Linked DNA regions of Homo sapiens: region 2 is linked to region 1. The links are chromatin loops, found by intact Hi-C in ENCODE. Cell type or tissue: transverse colon. All regions are shown on one strand.

Evidence for each region. Hi-C counts contacts between places; a loop is a spot of excess contacts. Peaks named below come from ENCODE experiments on the same cell type or tissue, not always from the same donor. Only the 100,000 strongest peaks of a DNase experiment are listed, where the experiment ranks them.
Region 2: a loop joins it to region 1, with 4 times the contacts of the local background. A loop is called at or near these places in 2 of 110 quality-filtered maps.

Annotation. Positions count from the first base shown.
Region 1 is chr19:46,836,412-46,844,411 of GRCh38, reverse strand. AP2S1 (adaptor related protein complex 2 subunit sigma 1) reads left to right here. Exons shown (of 5, transcript NM_004069.6): 3 at 4,834-4,947; 4 at 5,613-5,672; 5 at 5,864-6,245. The coding sequence ends at 5,965. Among named protein-coding and RNA genes, the nearest start is that of SNAR-E, 9.7 kb to the right of the region's middle. RefSeq lists an enhancer at 5,703-6,203. In transverse colon, a CTCF peak has its summit at 3,736 (motif pointing right); a DNase peak (open chromatin) is centred at 4,481; H3K27ac peaks cover 2,530 bases.
Region 2 is chr19:47,102,601-47,110,600 of GRCh38, reverse strand. All of the region lies in intron 2 of ZC3H4 (zinc finger CCCH-type containing 4), which reads left to right. Among named protein-coding and RNA genes, the nearest start is that of ZC3H4, 7.2 kb to the left of the region's middle. RefSeq lists a silencer at 466-703 and an enhancer at 106-833. In transverse colon, no CTCF peak of the experiment used is centred here; a DNase peak (open chromatin) is centred at 3,130; H3K4me3 peaks cover 1,158 bases; H3K27ac peaks cover 6,260 bases.

The sequences.
Region 1 (8,000 bases):
AGGAACATTTCAAGCCAAGGGAACAGCAAGTGTAAAGTCCCTGGGGCAGGAGAATACTTAGGGCGTTCCAGGGATAGCAGGAATGCAGCCAGGAAGGGGAGGAGATGAAAGAGAGAAGATAACAGGGTAATCTCTTGGTGCAGGGCTGCAGGGAAGACTTGGGCTCTTACTATGAGTCAGATGGGAGCCGTAGAAAAGTTGTTTTTGCCGGCCGGGCGCGGTGGCTCACTCCTGTAATCCCAGCACTTTGGGAGGCCAAGGTGGGTGGATCACAAGGTCAGGAGACCAGCCTGACCAACATGATGAAATCTCGTCTCTACTAAAAATACAAAAATTAGCCGGGCCTGGTCGTGGGTGCCTGTAGTCCCAGCTACTCGGGAGGCTGAAGCAGGAGAATCGCTTGAATCCAGGAGGCAGAGGTTGCAGTGAGCCGAGATCGTGCCATTGCACTCCAGCCTGGGCAACAGAACAAGACTCCTCTCAAAAAAAAAAGAAAGGTTGTTTTTGTTTTTTGGTGTTTTTTAGAGACACGGTCTTGCTCTGTCTCCCAGGCTAGAGTACAGTGGTGCAATTACAGCTCACTGTACCCTCCCAGGCTCAAGCAAGCCTCCCACCTCAGCTTGCCAAGTGGCTGGGACTACAGGCATGCACCTCCATGCCCATCTAATTTTTAAATTTTTTTTTCTTTTCAGGTGGGTTCTCACTCTGTTACCTAGGCTAGAGTGCAGTGGTGCGATCTCAGCTCACTGCAACCTCTGCCTCTCGGGGTCAAGCAATTCTCCCACCTCAGCCTCCCGAGTAGCTGGGACCATTGGCATGTGCCACCAATGCCGTACTAATTTTTGTATTTTTGGTAGAGACAGGGTTTCGCCATGTTGCCCAGGCTGGTCTCGAACTCCTGAGCTCCAGCGATCCGCCCACCGCAGCTTCCCAAAGTCCTAGGATTACAGCCATGAGTGACCACGCCTGGCTAATTTTTAAATTTTTCGTAGAGATGGGGTATTGCTATGTTGTCCAGGCTGGTCTTGAACCATGGAGGGTTTTGAGCAGAGCATGGCCATTGGCCGACTTGAGGCTGCGCTATAGGGCAAGAGCATAGAGGAGACTGCTCGGAGAGAGGTGGCTGCAGTGGTCCAGGTGGGAGATGCTGGTGACCGGACCAGCATGGAAGCCGTCGGTGTGGCCAGGAGCGTTTTGGAGGTGGACCCAGCTGAATGGCCAAGAATTGGATGTGGAATGTGAGAGAAAGCAGAGCCAGGGCGACAATTAGATTTCCCACTTGAGCCCCCGGGTAGGATGGAGCTGTCATTATCTGATATGGGCAGATGGGAAGGGCAGGCGGAGGTGAAGATCAGGAGGGAAGTGTTGGGGGTCTGGCCCCGAGTATCGTCCACATCCCAGCAGAGATGTCCAGGAAGAAGTGACGAGTCAGGGTTCTTGGAGAGAGCTGGGTAGGATATGGAAACGGCATTTCTGCACATAGAGGGAAACCGAGGCCAAGGAGCTCACCGGGGAAGTGAGGATAGACCGAGGAGAGCACCAGAGGGCCACGTCTGCAGGCAGAGAGATGAGGGAGAGGAGAACCAAGAGATTGGGTGTCCCAGCAGCCAGGAGGGGGACAGGGTTGGACTTACCTCTCCAGGAGGAGGTCACTGGTGGTGTCACCAAGAGCAGCAGGTGGGAAGGGGGAGAGGAACTGGGTGTCGGGTGTTCTGGCTGTGTGGGCACCTTGCTGCTAATGTAGTGGCTGGTCCTGTGCTGAGGGCTGGGGCGCGGGAGGGGTCAGTGAGGCCCAATGATACAGGGGCAGCCGGAAAGTCCGGCTGGGCAAATGAGAATGTTACAGAGGAGGCTGACCCTCAGGTCTTGAGTTCCTCCATGCCTCCAGGATCCAGGCCCGCCCATTCATTCAGTTGTTCCTTTGTGCATGTATTCACCTAATGTTTCTGTGTGCCTCCTCTGTGATCAGCCCAGTGCTAGGTTCACAGCAGCACTGAGACAGCCTTGTGCTGCTTTGGGACTCATAGCCCAGGAAGGAACACAAGCCTGTCCTAGACAGTGACAACCACAGTAGGCAGGGCTGGGATCGAGGAGCCTGGCTGGGGGAGGGCACCTGACCCAGCCTGGGGGTCTGGAGGGCTTCCTGGAGGGGACTTGTGAGTGAAGATCAAAGGGAGGAGTAGGCAACTGGAAGATGCGGGCTATCCCTCTTGTTATTATTATTATTATTTGAGACAGGGTCTCACTCTGTGCCCCAGGCCGGAGTGCAGTGGTGCAATCATAGCTCACTGCAGCCTCCGCCTCCCAGGCTCAAGGGATCCTCCCACCTCAGACTCCTGAGTAGCTGGGACTACAGGGACCTGCCACCACGCCCAACTAATTTTTTGTATGTTTTATAGAGATGGGTCTTGATATGTTGCCTAAACTGCTCTTGAACTCCTGAGATCAAGCCTTGGCCTCCCAAAGTGCTGGGATGATAGGCATGAGGCCCGGCACCTGGCCGTCGTCCAATCTCTGTCTGACTCGCACTGTCCCGCCTCCCGCTTTCCTTTATTAGCAGCCCAGTGAGGACATTGGTCCCGCCTGAACCATCCAGGATTATCGCCCCATCTCATGCTTCTTAACTTCGTCACAAGTTGAGACTGCAGAGTCCCTTTTTGCCATATAAGGTCCCATATTCACAGGGTGTGGGATTAGGATGTGGATGTCTTTGGGGGCCATTACCTGTGCCAGCCCTTTGCAGGGCAACATGGAGGACACAGTGTGACAGCTCCAGCTTCCCCCACAGGCTCAGTCCAATGGGGAGACAGACCCATCCCCAGACAGTGGCGACCAGCAGTGGTCAGGCTGGGGCAGGGCAGGGGTGGGGCAGTGGCGTGGGATGTTCAGAGGGGACACCTGCCCCAGCCTGCAGGATGAGAGAATGTGCTTCTCTGAGAGAATGTAGCTGGAGGAGAGATGGGGGTCTGCAGCAGATCCCTGAGAAGCCTCGAAATTTAAAACAGGAAGGGAGGCTGGAAAGATGGAGCAGTAGCTGGAGGCGGAGGAGGGTGAGAGCCAGAAAAGCTGGATTGCAAGAAGAGAGGAGCACTGATGATCAGTGTCAGCTCATTTACCCGTGGATTACATGTAGGCCTTACTGTAATCACACCAGAAAACATACTCAGGCTGGGCTCACGCCTGTAATCCCAGCACTTTGGGAGGCAGAGGCAGGTGGATCATCTGAGGTCAGGAGTTGGAGACCAGCCTGGCCAACATGGTAAAACCTCATCTCTACTAAAAATACAAAAATTAGCCAGGCGTGGTGGTGCACACCTGTATTCCTAGCTACTCAGGAGGCTGAGGCAGGAGAATTGCTTGAACCTGGGAGGCAGAGGTTGCAGTGAGCCAAGATTGCGCCGCTGCACTCTGGCCTGGGCGACAGAGTGAGACTGTCTCAAAAAAACCAAAAAACAAAAAAAACCCTGAAAACATGCTTGGAGTATAGCAATGAACAAGAGATTGAGCTGAAAAAATGAGTAAAAAGCTATTAGCTGGGTGTGGTGGCGCGCCTGTAATCCCAGCTACTCGGGAGACTGAGGCAGGAGAATCGCTTGAACCCAAGAGGCAGAGATTGCAGTGAGCCGAGATCGAGCCACTGCTCTCCAGCCTGGGCGTCAGAGCCAGACTCAAAAAAAAAAAAAAAAAAAAATGCCGAAGACTGATGCTGGCACTCATAGCTGTCAGCAGGTGGCGACACAGGCACACCCCAGACCTAGAGCTGCTGTTTTTTTGTGTTTTTTGAGACAGGGTCTCCCGGGCTGGAGTGCAGTGATGGGAACGTGGCTCACAGCAGCTTTGACCTCCCAGGCTCAGGTCATCTCCCCACCTCAGCCTCCCGAGTAGCTGGGACCACAGGTACACGCCACCATACCCAGCTAAGTTTTGTACTTTTGTATAGATGGGGTTTCACCATGTTGCCCAAGCTGGCCTGAAACTCCTGGGCTCAAGTGATCCTCTCGCCCGGCCTCCTGGAGTGCTGGGATTTTTTTTTTTTTTTTTTTTGTAATGAACCTGACATTGAGAACATATAGAACTGAACTGGATTTTCAGGTTTTGGCCAAAGACATTGTACTTTGCAACCCAGTATGCATATATATCTGTCTTTGTCTACTTAACACGCGCATAAAATGAGAATCCATGTCCCTGATCCTGGCATGTTTGTTCACGGTGTGTGTCTGTGTTACTATTGCTAACTGTGTATATCGCATTTCAGTGAGGGCAGGACAAGGACCCAGGATCGTCTTGGTGGCAGTGGTAACCCTCCTCCCCACACTGCCTATCACAGGCCTGGCATAGAGTAGCTGCTCAGGAAGTATTTGTTAAATAATTGAGTTAATTAATTCCAGGCTAAGGGATGTGACTGTCTCCAGAGGTAGCAGGAAGTCACAGAAGGGAGTGGCAAGGTTGCATGGACACTATTGAACACGTCAGGCTCCCGCCCAGCCCCGGGCTTTTGCTATCTGCTTAGAACATTCCTGCCTATCCTCCAGCTCTCAGCTCCGATACCCCCTCCTCCAGGAAGCCCTCCTGACTCTCCAGGATCAGAGGGGGTTAGGCACCCTCTTTGGGCTCTCACAGCCCATCCTGTCCATTCTGGGGATGCCTGCCCCCGCTGCACTGTGAGCAGGGTTAGGGCTGTCTCGGTCACTGCTGTGACCCCAGCACAGGGCCAGGCACAGAGCTGGGCCTCGGGACCACGTATGGAGTGAAGGAGTGAATGTTTTGGCCCCACTCTGTCTGGCACGTTAGGTCCTGGCAATCTCCGTTGCTGACAGCCTCTCTGTTCTGCAGTTCCGGAACTTTAAGATCATTTACCGCCGCTATGCTGGCCTCTACTTCTGCATCTGTGTGGATGTCAATGACAACAACCTGGCTTACCTGGAGGCCATTCACAACTTCGTGGAGGTACGGCGGGAGAGGGATGTAAGGTGGGGAGGCGGGTGGGCAGCCCTGGAGTGGCCCCCAAGGCCTGGGAACCCTCCCTGGTCCCTCCTGAGCCCTCCCTCTGCAGTGACTGGGACTCTCCCTCTCCATTTCTTTTTTTTCTTTTTCTTTTTTTTTTTTTTTTTTTTTTTTTTTTTTTGAGACGGAGTCTTGTTCTGTCGCCCAGGCTGGAGTGCAGTGGTGCAATCTTGGCTCATTGCAGCCTCCACCTCCCAGGTTCAAGTGATTCTCCTGCCTCAGCCTCTTGAGTAGCTGGGATTACAGGCACACGCCACGATGCCCAGCTAATTTTTGTATTTTTAGTAGAGATGGGGTTTCACCATGTTGGCCAGGCTGGTCTTGCACTCCTAACTTCAAGTCATCCTTCTGCCTTAGCCTCCCAAAGTGCTGGGATTACAGGTGTGAGCCACCGCGCCTGACCTTTTGCCATCTCTTTGCATCGATCTTTGCTTTTGTTTCTCTCTGTGTGTCTCCTTGCCTCTCTCCCTGTCACTGTCTCTCTCTCTCCCCTGCCTCCCCCTTGGTCTCTTTTTTTGCTGTCTCTTTCTGATGACCTTGTTCCCATCTCTGTGCGTGTGTGGCTCTCTCCCTGCCCATCTCTTACCATCTCTGCCTTCCTCTCCCAGGTCTTAAACGAATATTTCCACAATGTCTGTGAACTGGACCTGGTGTTCAACTTCTACAAGGTAGGCTCCTGGTGAAGAGGAGGCTGAAGGAGCCAGAGGAGGGGGACGGGGGGGACCCGTGGTGCACTAGCCACCCGGAGCCTCTGCTGAGGTCTGTGTCCCAGCTCGAGGGGCATCAGAGCCCCAGCTTCCAGGGTCCGGGCCAGCATCCTGGGGGGCCTCGTCTCACCCCAGGGTCTCCCCTCACACAGGTTTACACGGTCGTGGACGAGATGTTCCTGGCTGGCGAAATCCGAGAGACCAGCCAGACGAAGGTGCTGAAACAGCTGCTGATGCTACAGTCCCTGGAGTGAGGGCAGGCGAGCCCCACCCCGGCCCCGGCCCCTCCTGGACTCGCCTGCTCGCTTCCCCTTCCCAGGCCCGTGGCCAACCCAGCAGTCCTTCCCTCAGCTGCCTAGGAGGAAGGGACCCAGCTGGGTCTGGGCCACAAGGGAGGAGACTGCACCCCACTGCCTCTGGGCCCTGGCTGTGGGCAGAGGCCACCGTGTGTGTCCCGAGTAACCGTGCCGTTGTCGTGTGATGCCATAAGCGTCTGTGCGTGGAGTCCCCAATAAACCTGTGGTCCTGCCTGGCCTTGCCGTCTTTGAGCCCTTGCCTGTCTCCCCTGGGAACCAGATACCTAGGATGCCTTGCCTTCAGTCCATCAGTCAGTCAGTCAACAAACGCCCCTCATTGTGCTGAGCAAGGTGAGACACCCAGGTGCTCTTCAGACCTGCTCCTGCTCACCAAGGGCCCCCAGGCTGGAAGGGGTGATGGGTTTAGATTCCAGGCACTTGCTACTAAAATAACAATACTCAGCTAATGCTGAAGGGCACTCACCCTCTCCCAGGCATTGTTCTAAGCAATTGACATGTCTTACCTTACTTAAAGCTCACTAGATTATAAGTCTGGGACTATTTTTTTTTTTTTTGAGACATGGTCTCACTCTATTGCCCAGGCTGGAGTGCAGTGGCAGGATCATGGCTCACTGCCGCCTTGACCTCCTGGGCTCAGTTGATCCTCCCACCTCAGCCTCCCAAGTAGCTGGGACTACAGATGTGTGCCACCATACCTGGTTAATTTTTTTTTTTTTTTTTGAGATGGAGTTTCGCTCTTTTTGCCCAGGCTGGAGTGCAATAGCGCTAGCTCGGCTCACTGCAACCTCTGCCTCCCAGTTTCAAGTGATTCTCCTGCCTCAGCCTCCAAAGTAGCTGAGATTACAGGTGCGTGCCACCATGCCCAGCTAAGTTTTTTTTTTTTGAGATGGAGTCTTGCTCTGTTGCCCAGGCTGGAGTGATCTCCTGGCTCAAGTGATCTTCCTGCCTTGGCCTCCCAGAGTTCTGGGATTACAGGCGTGAGCCACTCTATCCGGCCAAGGACAGGACTGTTATTATCCCCATTTTCCAAGTGAGAACATTGTTCCAGGAATGTTTCAGGAACATTAAAAGACTTGACCAGGCTGGGCGCAGCGGCTCACGCCTGTAATCCCAGCACTTTGGGAGGCTGAGGCGGGTCAAGAGATTGAGACCATCCTGGCCAACATGGTGAAACCCTGTCTCTACTAAAAATATAAAAATTAGCTGGGCATGGTGGCATGCACCTGTAATCCCAGCTACTCAGGAGGCTGAGGCAGGAGAATTGCTTGAACCCGGGAGGCAGAGGTTGCAGTGAGCCGAGATTGTGCCACTGCATTCCAGCCTGGGCAACAGAGCGAGACTCCATCTAAAAAAAAAAGACGACTTGACCAAGGTCTGTAGCTAGTCAGTAGCCAAGCCAGGTTTGTTTTGAGCCAGTTTTGAAGCCAGGTGGGTAGCTCCAGAACCCTCATTTTTATCTGCTCGCCCCGGTGGTTGTTGGAAATGTAGGCACTGGGCTTGATGATTTGTGTTTCTTGGCAACAGCACTGCTGGCATTTGGGCCAGGACAATCCCTCATTGTGAGGCTGCTCCAGAAGTGGATGGACTTTTGACTTCCACCCACCAAGTGCCAGAAGTGGCCTTCTGGCCATTGTGATGATAGAAGCCACCCCTGAGTGTTTCTAGGGCCCTCTGAAGTTAAGGGGCCCCCGATGCCCACTGAGAGCAGAGTGTGGGGGCTGCTGGCCACACCTATGCCTGGCATCCTTCGCAAGCTGAGAACACCCTGGCCCCTGTCAGTTTCTTTCCTTCCTTCCTTCCTTTCTTTTTGACAGGGTCTTATTCTGTCACTCCCCAGGCTGGAGTGCAATGGCACAATCTTGGCTCACTGCCACCTCTACCTCCCAGGCTCAAGTGATTCTCCTGCCTCAGCCTCCCGAGTAACTGGGACTACAGGCGCCTGCCACCATGCCCGGCTAATTTTTGTATTTTT
Region 2 (8,000 bases), 270 kb before region 1:
CTCTTTTTCTCCCTTTACTGCCTGCCTTCCTCCTCGCCTTTAGACCAAAGTGATGCTTGAGAGTGAATTGATATGTTCGAATCAGGATTCTAACCCTGTTGAGCCCTTTTAGACTTGCACATCCTTTCAATGTTTAATTTTTAAAATTTGACGTACACAGTTTTCTCAGAAAAAAAAGTGTGTTACTGTAACATGACAAAAATCGATGTAAAAGGCCCGTATGTTTTCAGACCCTTGGCATCCTTCTTTCCATTTCAATCCATTGCTTTGTCTCCAGCCTTCATCTTTGAAGAAAGTGGATACTTCAAGTCCATTTGTAGGAGACAAGCTTACTGGATTTGATTTATGATGCAGGTATTCAAATTAATGGTTCCCCTCCCCCCCACTCCCCAAAAAAGATTGGTTCAAGTAGCTCCAATTTTCTCATTTTACTCCAATGTCTCTTGTGGTGATGGACGTTAAAATTGAGCAAGTCATTTGTAAAGTACTGTTGAAGCACAAAATCTGTAAACTGTGTCAAGCCCCCATCTCTGCCTGTCTCCACTGCTCCTTTGTTCGAAAGCACATGTCTGACTGTGAAAAGTTGATGCAAACGTGTTACACGCCCAGTCATGTTGGAGGGAACACCTCCTCCAGCCCCCAGTCCCCCCGGCCTCCACGTAACAAGGAAAAAACAACAACAGAAATGACTTGCAGAACCAAACACTGTACTTCTGATGTGTTTTACAAGCATAAGTTCCGTTAAAAGACAAAACACGTTGAAGTTGCATTTTCCCAGTTTCCCACTTTTGATCCCTGACATACTTAGAGAACCCTGGCCCTCTCCAAAAGAACCGTTTTGTTTTTTTCCTTCTTACAAGGAAAAAAGGTCACGCACATGTAGATGAGGAAACTGCAATTCAATAGGCCACTTGTTTTCTTCCTCTTAATATGTTCACAACTGCCGTAGAGTGGTGATCCTAGGTATGTAAAATCAGTTACGGGAGGAAGAAATCTCCAAACTACGATATCCTGCAAGAAATGTCTGAAGCACGAACCGAACAAAACACATTATCCAGGGCACTGGGTCAGCCCAAAATGAATTGCACTTATTTGAAGTTTCCCATCCTTTGTAAAATTCTTTCTCCAGGAGCTGAGAACAGAAACTGGATGACTGATGACCCAAGTTCCAAAGGCTACTAAGTTGCTTATTTAAATTGACTTTTAAAAAGAAACGTTAAGGAAATGAGATTTCTTTTGTAAGTGAAATTTTTTAGCAATGTTCAGTGAATTTGAAACTATTTCCCCAAGCATTTAAAAAGCTCACAGGCATGTCAACACAACGGTTTATTGTTTTCCATTCTCAAAGAAATCTCATCCATTAAGACCTAGAAGCCCCAGTAATTAAGTCAAAAACTGTATTTTGGTAATCTGTTTTTGAAATGTCACAGTACTGCCTTTTTTCCCCCCAGACTGATGTACCAGTATTAGTTAAAAATCAAATTAATGGATGTTGCAAAAAAAAAGAAAAGGGTGTCACTCAGAATCCCTGATTTAATAACAAATCTTATTATACACTTACAAACTTTTACATTTTTATTTTCTCTGGGTGAGAGATTTAACTTGAAAGCAAATCAAAGTCTCCTAGTAGAAAAAAAGTCTGTTGTGACCATGGAAATATGGATGTTCTCGTCATAAAACCCCTTTATTTTTTAAAACTCCTTTATTTTTTTAATTCCCCTCAAATTTGCTCTTTAAAAGAAAAAAATGCGGTTCCCCAAAATGACTAATTCATGGCCTGTCCTCTCCCCCAGGTACAATTTTGCTCTGCTCTGAAGGTTTAAATTTTTGATTTCTTTATAAGCCATAGTTTTCTCTAAGTAGAGCCAGCTATTTTAGTAAGCCACTGCTGTGGTTTTTCCACAGCCAGGAAGGCTGATCCCAGGGGAGAATTGTTTTGTACCTGTGGACCTGGCTGTTCAACTGCCTGGCAAGTTAAAGATGAACGGTTTTGACTCTTGCGTTTCCATACAGTTGAATGTAGAGCAATTTCATATTGGGCCTGGTTAGTAATTTATTTAACGGTGCCTACACCTCTGCTTCTTGCTCTTAGATCTTTTACCTTCTTCCCTGATGGGAGAGAAATGGCTGTCTGAGGGTCCTTCACTTCCTTTTGTTACATTTTTATGGCTATTGGGCCTGTAGAAACATCTCTCCATAGAGGTCAGATCCAGTTACAGTAAATACCTCTGGTGAAAATTGCTAATGAAACTATTTCCAGGTCTCCGTGGATAGCTATCAAGTCAAACCAGATTCTAGAGAACTTAATTTTGGTCCCCACGAACAGTAATTCTAGTGCCAGAGCAACTGGGTCCGATTCACACCGAGAGTTGAGTGACAGAGTGAATAGCAAGCAAAGTAGCTGAATTGAGCCAGGCGCTTAACCTGTGCCTTGGCAGCACAGCTAAGAAAAAAGGATGACTCCTGAGATTTCTGGCAATTGGTATTTATTCAGCAGATCAGAGACTGTAGGAGCAGCCTCATTGGTGGAGGGACTCCTCTCCGAATAACATGGTATGAAGCCAGTTTCATAATTAAAACCTAATAGGATGGAAAAGCTGCCAGTTTGTCTGGGTGGCATGTCAAGTTCATGGGGATAAGTTAAAGTAAAAATGAGATTGATTGGGGGGAGCCAAACTTCATGGGTTTGACTCCCAGTTTCTTGGCCTTGTCTTTGCTGCAGAACGCTTTTGCTTTTAGGAGTTAATGCAGATGCAGTTTTGAAGACATTGTGTACAGTTTCACTGGTGATGTAATGAGGTGCGATAGGCAGTTTATTTTAAATAGATTTCTGGCACATCACCCATTGGGGTGACTCTTAGTAGTTGTTGACAAAAATGAAGATACGGCCTCTTGGTTGGTGCTAGATTTAGTTGTGTCCTGTTACTTTTTTTTTTTTTTTTTCTTAACAGAACGCAGGATTATTTGCTGAGAGCATAGTTTGCTGCTTCTGGCCAAACTGGTCTGCATAAAGGATCTTTCTCGTGTATTTTTTTTGCCATTTCGCATCTGTGTGAATAGGTGACTCAGTGCCCTGTTTGTCAGGCAAGTGGTGACATCTTTTTGAATGTCGGAGGTGGCAACAGGATGTGGAGGAAGACTGTGGACTTTGGAGCCAGATAAAACTGTTCAGGCCTGGCTTCTCCCCGGCAGTGTGCAGTAGGCATCGAGTATAAAATGCCCACTTCTCAGGGTCCTTGTGGTCAAATGAGTGCATTTGGGGACACCCACACAATGCCAGCATTCAGTGAATCTTCCTGCTTTCCCTACTAGAGAAGAATTTGAAACAGAACTTTTACAGTTGGTGTATAAACAGAAGTAAGAATAACATCTATTTTTGAAGGAAGTGCATTTATCTTTCATCTCTTAGGGTTCTGGTCAGCTTATTTAATTGCAGGGAGCCAATTGGGGTTGACACTAAGTGGAAGCCATCTTAAGATATTTCTTGCTTGCTCAGTGTCTTTTTATGGATGCTCAAATGGTCATACTGTCTGGAGCTTAATGCTGACTGTACCTCCTGTGTTCATCTTTTGCAATTAGAGTCCGAGTCAGTGCTGTAGTCTCAGTAGGGCTTCTGAGAACTGGGAAGCCAGGGATCTAGAATCTCATACCACTGCAAACTAGTCAGTTTCCCCACGCAAGTCCTTTACTCTCTCCAGAGGGGAATGAACAAGGTCTCATCCAGCTCCAGGATTCTTCACTCCTTTGGGATCTGGCTGAGTCAGATAAGGTTTTGTTCATTCAGTAACTGAGTTCCTCCCCGGCTTTTCTTGGAGCCCAAGAGTTTTCTGAGTGTGCAGAGAACCCTTCTATCATGAAGACTTTATTTAGAGTCGGGCTAGGGTTGTTACTGCCTTTACCAGGCTTCGTATTCCCTTCCTCTGTGTCTGGCCTACCTTCTACAGTTTCTGGCCACGATAAAGGGTTGCTGCTGCTGCTTGCAGCTTACTAATATGCACTTGGAAAGCAGATGCCTTAATTAATTTGAAGGTTAGGCTCAGTGGCTAGATCACAGGCAGGCCCATCAGGTTCCTGGTCATGCCTGTCAGTTGTCCCAGAAAGGATAGAGTGAACTCCAGAGCCAAAAGCTTTGTTTTTTCTCTTTTATTGAGACAGGGTTTTGCTCTGTTGCCCAGGCTGGAATGCAGTGGCACCTCATAGTATTAATAGCTCACTGCAGCCTCGAACTCTTGGCTTCAATGATCCTCCACCTCAGCCTCCCAAAGTGCTGGGATTACAGGTATAAGCCACCATGTCTGCCTGGGTGCTGCCATGTTCTCTCCACACGGGATTGGCCCTCTGCTGAGAGTGATGGGTGGTGGACAGCTATGGTTGGGGGAGTTAGGCAAACTGGATGTGATTCTTGAGTTCATCTCCTAAGTCAGTGTCTTTGTCTTTCCGAAGGGGCAACAGTGCCATTTGTGCACAATTGACCTGAAGGTCAAAGATTATCTGCCAGAGCCCTTCTGAGTGCTTCTCATGCATTAGCTCATTTAACCTTTACCTCTGCTGTTTGAGGAGAAACCAAAACAGAGAGGTGAAGTCACTTGTCCCAGGTCACAAAACAAGTGTGTGCTGCAGGCAGAGTTAGAACCCGGGGTGGCTGGTACTCAGACCCCATCTCTATACATACCATTATACTGTGGTGGATCTGGTGTGCTATTTTTCAGACTGTGGGGTATAGCCACTAGTGGGATATGAAGTCCAATTATTGATCTTTTTCTTTTGCATTGGAAAACCAAGGAAATGGAAGAGGAGAGAAAAAGCAGAATGCATTTAAATGTGGCTTCTGGAAACTTTTGTTTGGGAGAAATGCAAAGAAGCAGATGTGGGTCAGTGTCAAAAAGTGTGAAAGCCGTTGCATCCAGGCTAGGGGTCGGCAAACTATGATTCTCGGGCCAAAGCCAGCCCACCCAGCCTGTTTTTGTAGGTAAAGTGTTTTTTTGTTGGTTTGTGTTGTTTTGAGACAGAATCTTGCTCTGTCACCCAGGCTGGAGTGCGGTGGCATGATCTTGGCTCACTGCAACCTCTGCCTCCTGGTTCAAGGGATTCTCCTGCTTCAGCCTCCTGAGTAGCTGGGATTACAGGCGCACACCACATGCTCAGCTAATTTCTGTGTTTTTAGTAGAGATGGGGTTTCACCGTGTTGGCCAGGCTGGTCTTGAACTCGTGACCTCGAGTGATCCACCCTCCTTGGCCTCCCAAAGTGATAGGATTACAGGTATGAGCCACCGCGCCTGGCCAGTAGGTAAAGTTTATTGGCACACAGCCATACTCATTCATTTATATCATCAGTGGCTGCTTCTACGTTACAGCAGCAGAGTTGAGTAGAAAGTTGCTGCCCACCACGTGATATGGTATGCACTGTCTGGTATGCCTGCACAGCAGCCATTGTCATTTTTTTTGTGGTGGGAAGGAATGAGGAGGGAATATAGATATTCCATTTAAAGTTGGCCCTCGAGAGGGTGGGGGTGTTAACTGTTTCCTCAGTCCACTGTGGCTCCATTCTCCCTGCGTTCCACTCCTTTCAGTGAATGTAGAGGCCCAAGCCTAGGCTTTTAAACCCTCTTAAATGGAAGGGATTTTCATTCATTAGAAGTAACTGGAGACTTCTTGAGGTCCCGTGTGGAAGTGGATCATGGCCATTACATCCCTGCTATGGCCTAACCGAGGGAGCTGGGCCCAGACGCTAGTGTCGCTTGGCCAAAAGTCTGTTGCAGGTGGCTTGGATTATTGCCCTCCTCATTTTCCTAACAGACACCAGGGCTTAGGTTTCCTTGGGATTCCAGGCAGGCCCTGCCACTCCACGGGGAACGAGAGCAGTCACAGTAACTGAAGCTTGTGGGCCACACGGGTGGGCTGCATCCGAGGCAGGGCCTGTCTCCTCTGTTCAGTCTGTGCATCCATCACTTTCAAGCTTATTTGGAAACCCTTGATAAACACTTGAATGAGTTTGTGTCAAAGTTTTAAGTGATACAGGTTGCTGAAAAAGTTTTCTTGGAAATTAGTTACTGTTTCTATTGATGAAATTGACCAAAAGGGTATGAGAGCTGAGATTGATACTTCATATAGAATATGCACTGAGCATGTACCCAATCTGTACCTGGCCCTGTGCTGGGCCCTTGGAAATGTGGGGTTACTGTGAACCTCATTCTTGTCTGCCCTTAAGGAACCCACAGGTGACTAGAAATTAACGAATAGGTTGTATCAGTTCTTTTTAAGAAATTATTATTATTATTATTTTAGACAGAGTCTTACTCTGTCACGTAGGCTGGAGTGCAATGGCATGATCTCAGCTCACTGCAACCTCTGCCTCCTGGGTTCAAGCGATTCTCCTGCCTCAGCCTCCTGAGTAGTTGGGATTACAGGTGTGCGCCACCACACCCAGCTAATTTTTGTGTTTTTAGTAGAGATGGGGTTTTACCATGTTGGCCAGGCTGGTCTTGAACTACTGACCTCAGGTGATCCACCTGTCTTGGCCTCCCAAAGTGCTGGGATTACAGGCGTGAGCCACTGCGCCTGGCTAAGAAATTCTTTAGGTGGTATATGAACAAATCTCAAGAATCTTAGGCCCAGATCTCTTATTTATTTGTTTATTTTTATTTTTACATATTTTTTAAGACGGAGTCTCGCTCTTTCACCCAGGCCGGAGTGCAGTGGCACGATTTCAGCTCACTGCAAGCTCTGCCTCCCGGGTTCATGCCATTCTCCTGCCTCAGCCTCCTGAGTAGCTGGGACTACAGGCGCCTGCCACCACGCCTGGCTTATTTTTTTGTAGTTTTTTTTTTTTTTTTTTTTTAGTAGAGACGGGGTTTCACCATGTTAGCCCAGATGGTCTAAATCTCCTGACCTCGTGATCCGCCCGCCTCGTCCTCCCAAAGTGCTGGGATTACAGGCATGAGCCACTGTGCCCGGCCAACGGGCTGATTTTTATATTTTTAGTGGAGACAGGGTTTTACCATGTTGGCCAGGCTGGTCTCGAACTCCTGATCTCAAGTGATCTGCCTGCCTTGTCCTCCCAAAGTAATGAGATTACAGGTATGAGCCACTGCGCCCGGCCTGAAACCCTGTCTCTACAAAAAATACAAAAATTAGCTGGGCATGGTGGTGCATGCTTGTAGTCCCATCTACTTGGGAGGCTGACGTGGGAAGATTGCTTGAGCCCAGGAGATCAAGGCTGCATTGAACCAATGATCACACCACTGCACTCCAGCCTGGGTGACAGAGCAAGACCCTGTGTAGAAATAAATAAATAAATAATTATAAACAAAGAGAAGTCTTAGTTCATAAGTTAAATTATTAGACTTTCTCCTCTGGAGTGATAGAAATCGGTCCTCTGATGAAAACCATGATCTTTGCAGCTTTAAACCATCTGAAGCTTAGTTGGCATGAGAAGGTGGTTAGAAAACTCTTCATTGCTGAGAAGCAAATTCCAGAGGTTCATCTGCCAGGAGTAACTTGGATCTGAGGGATAGATACCTTTGCTCAAGAATGCAAATTTTCAGAGCTCGTGGGAGTGGAAGAATAGATACTCAGGCAAAAAAAATGGCATCTTTGTCTCCACAAGCTTCCTTTTAGCAGGCTGGGTTTTTTCACGGTCAGCCTGTTTGAAGCTTTACAGAAATGTTCTGCCTAAGTGGTTTGCATGCTTGGACAAACCCCAGAGTGGACACTGCACACTTGGGGGCGAAGGCATTCGTTTCATATTAGGGGACTTTGGAATTTCACTCCCTGGGATTTTTGTATTGCTTTCTCTTTGTGTTGGGATGAGTCCTATTTTTTTTTTTTTTTTGCCAGAATTCCTTCGGTCTTTCCATGAGCCCTTATTCTCTATCCAGATGTCTTTGGTTAGGTTTTTGAAATGCTACCATTTCCTTCACTTGATATTGGAAGGACCGTATCGGCCTTGTGTCTTTGTGTTTGGGTAGGTTTTACTCCTAAGCATTTATTCTGGGCAAGGT